Regions from separate parts of the Mus musculus genome. Here all the other regions are linked to region 1. A link is a loop called in an ENCODE intact Hi-C map of the cell type or tissue named here. Cell type or tissue: left cerebral cortex. All regions are shown on one strand.

The links. Peaks named below come from ENCODE experiments on the same cell type or tissue, not always from the same donor. Only the 100,000 strongest peaks of a DNase experiment are listed, where the experiment ranks them.
Region 2: it touches region 1 in a loop (5-fold over the local background); 2 of 42 quality-filtered maps call a loop at or near these places.
Region 3: it touches region 1 in a loop (4-fold over the local background); 24 of 42 quality-filtered maps call a loop at or near these places.

The regions. Positions count from the first base shown.
Region 1 is chr16:55,968,170-55,970,669 of GRCm38, reverse strand. Rpl24 (ribosomal protein L24) reads right to left here. Exons shown (of 6, transcript NM_024218.4): 4 at 1,024-1,160; 5 at 495-558. Among named protein-coding and RNA genes, the nearest start is that of Rpl24, 3.1 kb to the right of the region's middle. In left cerebral cortex, a CTCF peak has its summit at 1,321; a DNase peak (open chromatin) is centred at 1,335.
Region 2 is chr16:55,822,853-55,825,352 of GRCm38, reverse strand. It overlaps a transcript of Nfkbiz not described here. Among named protein-coding and RNA genes, the nearest start is that of Nfkbiz, 2.0 kb to the right of the region's middle. In left cerebral cortex, a CTCF peak has its summit at 1,393; no DNase peak of the experiment used is centred here; H3K4me3 peaks cover 5 bases.
Region 3 is chr16:56,076,092-56,078,591 of GRCm38, reverse strand. The region is part of intron 1 of Senp7 (SUMO1/sentrin specific peptidase 7); the gene reads right to left. Among named protein-coding and RNA genes, the nearest start is that of Senp7, 1.9 kb to the right of the region's middle. In left cerebral cortex, a CTCF peak has its summit at 1,021 (motif pointing right); no DNase peak of the experiment used is centred here; H3K4me3 peaks cover 816 bases; H3K27ac peaks cover 335 bases.

The DNA.
Region 1 (2,500 bases):
GTGTAGCCCTGGCTGCCTTCCTTTGCTCCCAAGAGTGGTGGGTGAGTCACCACCGCCTAGCTCTGGCTTTACATTTGTAACTCCTAGAAAAGGCTGGGTACACTCACTCATCATGCAGTTGTACCAATACAATTACCTTAAAACAATGTCTAAAAACACAAAAGCCAAGCCGAGCGAGCACACAGGGATACACACTCTTAGTACTAGCTAGGCAGCAGGATTGTTCTTAAGTCTGGTTGATGGTTCCAAGCCAGCCTCTGTTATATCTCATTTCAGAAAAAGAAACCCACTTAAAAAAAAGGCAATGCTAGCTTTAATTTCCCCTCTCTAACACATCTAAAATTAAAGCTCAATAGAAACCAGAGATGCAACCATTCTATCTAGAAACTAGCTACAACCATTTCCAATAGAAACTTGAACCCACACTTTGCTAACCCTTGCCTTAAGGATAAAATTTCCTATTTTAAGAAACCCAAGAACATCCCCATAGTTACCTTGGCAGCAGCCATTGCTGTCTTCTTTGATGCCTGCTTAGCCTTTTTTGCTTCCTTGGCAGCCCTGTAGTGTCATATAAGTAACATTAAGCAAGACACTTTACTCTTTAAGAACACAACTTATTGATATGAAGCTAGAGTTTTAGACAAGTGGGATCATCATAAATTCTTTCTCCCTATCTACAAATAAAATCCAAAATCCAGTCAGGAACGATAGCACACGCCTACGATTATATAGATGGTGAAACCGTGGCAGTTACAACCCAATTCCAAAGACAACCAGGGCTTTACTGGGAGAGCTTGGCAAAGAACCCCACCAAAACAAACAAACAAAAAACAGATCCTAAGAATTGCTGATAAATTCCATTATCCAAGTCACCTAAACACAATAAATTGTACAGTAACTACTTAAGTTTAGCAATTTAGAGTATATGCTTGTATTATGCTTCTACCAACAGTGCCATGATGAGACTGGGTTTCTGTAAAGGCTGACCCACAGCTGAAAAGCTGACCGTAGAGCAATCCTTACCTGATAGCCTGCTCTCGCTGGGCTTTCCTAACCTCTGGTTTCTGATTCCTCTTGGCCATTATATCAGCAAGAGATGCACCAGTGATGGCTCGTTGGAATTTGACTGCACGGCGGGTTCTTTTCTTTTGAATTTCTTCCTACAAAGCAAAGACTATGATTTATTAACCTTACTCAATGAAGTAAAAATTAAAGTCAAAGAACTTTATTGAGAGGGAGGCGTTCTGGGACAAGTTTTCTCTTTTATAGTCCTGGAACTCTGTAGACCAGGCCTGACTCTGCTGCCCCCAAGTGCTGGGATTAGAGGTGTGCATGCAAGACCATGCCCAGCCCCTTGGGCAGACAGCTCTTAAATTTCATACTCAACAAGTTAATTCAGGCCAATTATATGAAATAAAAATAATCCAGGTTATGAGCTGTTTTAAGCTTGTATCACAAATAATGACCAGTTTTACTACTAAAAAGGGACAAAAATCTTGACCTTTCAAGCAGAATGGCTCACTTAGGGAGTTGGATGACACTTTAAAAATAATTTTAGGGCCGGGCGTGGTGGCACACGCCTTTAATCCCAGCACTTGGGAGGCAGAGGCAGGCGGTTTCTGAGTTCGAGGCCAGCCTGGTCTACAGAGTGAGTAACCTATGGTTGTCTCAACCCTTTGGGACTTAAAGAACGGTTTCACAGTGCTCTCCTAACACTATCAAACAATAGTCATTGGTTTAAAATAAGTTAATTGGCTTTGGGACCCTTCACTTGGGCCACATATCTTAATATCTGATATTTACATTACAATTCATAACAGAAGCAAAACTAGTTATTAAGTAACAATGGAACCACTTTATGGTTGAGGTGGAACATATGGGTCACAGCATTAGGAAAGCTGAGAACCATAGCTCTAACCTATTTCTTCAGTCTAATGCTGGCTGGTTTTCTCTCTTTGGAGGGGAAAATATCCCAATACATTATATTTATGGCTGAGTACCCCTAACCAAAAATTTGGGTCTTTGAGGAACAATCACAGCAAACTGAAAATTCCACATTTGGTTTCGTTAAAGGGGTTGCTGTCAAATATTGGGTCTGGGAATGTTGCTTTTTTAGAAAATAACTTTCAGGGTAGAAGAGAAATGGGGCTGCTTTTTAGATTTGGGTCCTGTCACCAAAATTTATTATATATATATATATATATATATATATATATATATATATATTTAATTTTAAGCATTCAACTGATTGTAACCACCTTTTTTGGAAATAGGATTGATTTTACTTTGTAGCCTTAGTTGGTGGCACACGCCTTTAATTCTGGTACTTGGGAGGCAGAGGCAGGCGATTTCTGAGTTTGAGGCCAGTCTGGTCTACAGAGTGAGTTCCAGGACAGCCAGGGCTACACAAGAAACCCTGTCTCATATGTATCAAAAGATGGCCTAGTCGGCCATCACTGCAAAGAGAGGCCCATTGGACTTGCAAACTTTATATGCCCCA
Region 2 (2,500 bases), 150 kb after region 1:
ACCTCAAGGTACTGCACAAACATCTATGTATGTCTCTTCACACAGAAAATTAATGTGATATTAATGTAATATTTCAGGGATCAGTATGAATAAAATTTAGAATCATGATTCTGTCTAAGACGTCCTTGAGTGAAACATACGATTTTGTTCCCCTAGCCTTAAGTTAAGATTCAAAACGGTGAGTGTACATTTCAGATGTCTCAACGCCAGCTGCATCTGTAGTTACACACTCCTGTAATCTGCTGGACTGATATCAGGCGAGGGAGACCAAGTAGCAGGAGCAGTCTGTAGAACTGTCCTCTCAGGTGGAAGCAGAATTCTTCACAAGAGCTGCTTGCTGAGGTGCCCGGTCATTTGAAAGTGGCAGTGCAGTCATCCCCCCCCCCCCCATTTCCCTCCCCTTCCTGTCAGCAAATCAATGAGCAGCCATTCCTGCCTTCTTGCCTGCTTACTTCTGCCAATACAGTATAGTAGCTCACCCTCTTAGATACTGGTGTCTCCATTTCAAATAGGAAATGCTGTTCTAAACTATTTACGGTATTAAGAAAGTTCATTACATTTACACTTAAAGAATTCTGTTCCATTTTTAGAGCTCTGACAATGGTGTTACAACATTACCTGTACCATAAAACAGTTCAAACTGTTCAGCCGTATGAAACACAATAAAGTAAATTATTAACACCTGTACTGCCAGGGTGTCTTCAGGTCACTTTGGAAGAGATTTCTCCTTTCCACGAGTCACAGAGTTCTAGGATACATTATTTTCATCTTTTCCATTGTCCTTAGATGCAGACGGTGTGCATCTGAGCCTAAAAGGCCACAAGTCGTCTCATCTTTATCTTTAGAACAGCGTCAGACCCACGTTAGACAAATGAGGGTTTTAATCACTGTGACAGTTCACGTGTGTGTGGTGTGTGTGTGTAGTTTGCGAATGTGTGTAGAGAGGAGACAAAGATCTGAAAGGAGGGTAGAGAGAAGACGATGGAAGCAGAGGGTTAAAACGTGTGTTCTAGAAGGTTATCTAACTGGTGGGGACAGGGAGCAGCTAGTGGGGGAAGGAGATGAGTTGGGGAAGGAACAGATCATAATGACAAATACATATAAAAATGCCACAGTGGCACGCATTGGTTTTGGTATGCTAACTTAAAAGTTAATCACACAGAAAAGGAGGCAACTTTATTCAAGAGCCCTTAATTGGGCCATTGAAACAGTGGGGGGTGGGAAGAACTGCAGGATGTCTGCTAGCGGCCCTCGTGGGCCAGGCAGTCTGCTTCTAGTATAAGCCAGAAAAGAAGTGTTTGTACTAGTCACCTATGACCTTCAGGCGAAGGAAGGGCTGTATTTACACCAATCACAACAGTGTTCCATCTGCAGCAGTTGCAGCAGTCTCTCCTAGACTACCACCAGGGGACAGGCCTTCAATCTGGCCGGAGTGGGAAGGGTTCCTGGGTGGGGGTGGGGGTGGGGGAGAAGTGTGGCTCTGAGGCTGCATCTTCAGAAGCTGGAGTAGTGTTTTAGAAGCTACAGCCGCCATGTAGCTCTCTGGAGTGTTGAATGTGGTTTGACAGTTCTTTTCTCTCAAGGCTGCCTGCGCACAGAACAAGAGCCTAACAGCTAACAATTAGGGGAATCAAATCCCCTCACCTCCCCATATTTGTTTATTTCCAGAAAACAAGCAGCTGTGCGAACGGCAAGGCGTCATTGATATTAATTTTAGCTGTGCTTTTAGTCATGCTCCACACCTGCCTAGCCCTGTAGCACCTGTGGGCTGCCTGCTGCTTACCCCCGTCAGCAATGCTAGATTTGTGGATTCTGCCTAGCAGAGCCATTTACTTACGTAATGATCTAGTTATTTCTACTTACCTCTTTGCCACTATCTCTTCTTCTAGGTCACTTTTTTTTTCCTTCTTCTTAGGCCACTAGGACTCCCCTCAGTCTCATCTTCTCTAAAACTGTTTCATTTCTGCCAGCTTCAGATTCCCTCACGTTAAAGTTCTAGTAACTTCGCTGGTCCCTGTAGGTGCTCCGCTCAGGTTACCTTTCACATTTATGCTATTTTCCCTTTGGCAGTCCTAAAAGGCACTGCGGATTCTTCCCTGACTCCTGGCCTTAATTCTTGGCAGATGATTTTCCTGCAAACGCTTTAGGGCCATCCTTTAGGGCTCATCTCATTCTTTGCGAAGACTTCCCCCTTCTCCCCCTCTCCACAAGAAAGTCTCTTTTTAGGCTGTTCACTGAACTTTGTACCTCTCACGATGTTTAATCATAGTCAGTTTCTTTTCATCGGTGTGTGTATACCTTATCCCCACGTGTTAAGATGTTACTTGAAAATTTAGACTTAATCATTCATTCTTTCTCTCCCTTAAAAATAAACTTCCCTTGACGGTTCGCTAGTTGGATTTGCGGCGGAAGTATAAACATTGAAAAAAGTATTCAAGGTAGAGGCATCAAAATCCCTGTGTTTATCAGGACTAGGTCAAGTTGTGCAGAATAAAACGTT
Region 3 (2,500 bases), 110 kb before region 1:
AGAGATTTACTCTAAAACAAAGTCAAGAAAACAACGGGGCCGGACAGTGGTGGCGCACGCCCTTAATCCCAGGATTTGGGAGGCAGAGGCAGGAGGATTTCTGAGTCCAAAGCCAGCCTGGTCTACAGAGTGAGTTCCAGGACAGCCAGGGCTACACAGAGAAACCCCATCTCAAATACCAAAAAAAAAAAAAAGAAAAGAAAAAAAAGAAAACAACTGGGTCATGCTAAAAGGAGGTGATATTACTATGCTACAAACTGTTTCCAGGGACAGGAGCCATGGCTCAGCAGTTAAGTACACTAACTGCTCATGCACAGGGCATAGGTTTGATTGCCAGCACCAACATGGCGGCTCACAACTATAGTCCAGTTCCAAAGGCTCTGATGTCCTCTCCTGATCACCACAAGCACCAGGAGCATGCATGGTTCACATGTGTGCATGCAGGAAAAATACTCATAGACATAAAATCAAATATATAAATCAAAACTAAAATATTTGAAGATGGGGATGGTGGCGCACTCCTTTATTCTGAGTGTCCAGGAGGCAAAGGCGGGCAGATCTCTGAGCGTGAGACCATCCTGTTCTGCAGAACAAGTGCCAGGACAGCATACTTCTGTTAATATCTATGTGAAAAGTCAAATATACTATTAAGTAATTTCCTTAATGTTCATATTACACAACTAGAAGCATACTGGGGGGAGCTAGAAAACTAGATTTCTGAATGGTTCTGATAACACATCCTCTGCAGAAAGGCCATTTCCAAAGGAGAGTCATGAAAAAAAAAAAATTCTCTACACGAACACCAACAATTTTTATGAATCCGGGGTCTTAATCTCAAAATTCACCCAAAAAGATCTTTCCCAGCGATATAGTTAACATAAATAACTGTGTGTTTTCAGACCAACCACTTTTTAACTCTCAAAGTTCCTTTTTTGTTTGTTTTTTGTTTTTAAAGATTTCTTTATTTGTTATATGAAAGTACACTGTAGCTGTTTTCAGACACCCCAGAAGAGGGCATCAGATTCCATTACAGGTGGTCGTGAGCCACCATGTGGTTGCTGGGAATTGAACTCAGGACCTTCAGATGAGCAGTCAGTGCTCTTAACCACTGAGCCATCTCTCCAGCCCTTCAAAAAAGCATATTTCTAAAAAGCATATCCATCAAATAAACTATAATAAGTGAATATAACCGGGTGAGGGGCACAGATTCTGCCAACGGATAGAAAAGGCTAATATCTTAATATAACACACTAACACGTATAAATGCACCAAGCTGAGATGGAACGTATTTATTAAGAAGGAACTGTGCATCTTAAACTGAGATTATGATCACACCTGAAGTTCTCCATCCAAAAACTCCCAAATGATACTAGATACTGCATTTTTCTAGTATGTCAATTTTACTTGACCCCAGGGAGCAGGAATATTAAAACAAAAACTCATCAGTAGAGACATGCATATAAAAACACCTTTATGTCTTGCATAAATATGATTTCAAAGGCAAAGAACAGCTAGTATCTTTAAAATACGCAGTGGGAAAAGGCTAGGCGTGGTAGCAACACACCTAAAATCCTAGCACGGGAAAAGTCTGACGCAGGAGACCCCTGAGCTCCAAGGCTGCAAGAGGACGACCATTCCTCAAAAAAAAAAAAAAAAAGACAAAAATATTGATAAAATTGATTGCATATGAAGAGATCTTGGGAGTTCAACTCTGTCAAACCGAGTCCTCAGAGATCTGTGCTCATAGCCTTAAGAGCTTTAGACACATTGCCACCGGGCATACCTAAATAGATTTGGAACTGCTGAGTCTAACTCTACCAAAATAAACCGTATAATGAGAAAGTTTACAATGGGTTGAGCTCAGTTGGTAGTGGTGCAAGCCTTTAACACCCCAGGACATGGGAGGCAAAAGCAGGCATATCTCTGAGTTGGGAGGCCAGCCAGGTCTACAAATTGAGTTCCAGGATAGCCAGGAGTACACAGAGAAACTCTGTCTCAAAAAAACAGAAAGAGGAAAAAGTGGGGGGGGGTCGCCTGTAACCCCACCATTCAGAAGAGGTAATCAGGGGGAATAGGAATATGACCCCATCTTGAGTTACACAGGGAGACCTTTTCTCAAAAACAGAAAAAGAAAAGAAAACAAAAACAACTCAATGAATTCATCGACACTGTTTTATGTACTAGACAGTGCATTTCTATGCACACGGGAGCTGACTCCAGGAATTAAGAGGTGCACTTAACAGATGAGATGGATAACAATAACTTGTCGACGGGGCGGAGCTCTATCTCAATTTTATACAAAACTTAAAAGAGGTTCTTGAGTTTCAAGTCTTAAAACAATTCCAAAAAATGGGCTGAGATAAAAAAACAAAAACAAAAACACAACAACAACAAAAAACCCGGCTTCAAATCCTTTGACTTTCGAATCACTTTTGGAAGATGCTGGAGGCTGGAAAAGAAAAACGCTATTAAACGAGCCTGTCGGACGAGAGGGACAGCA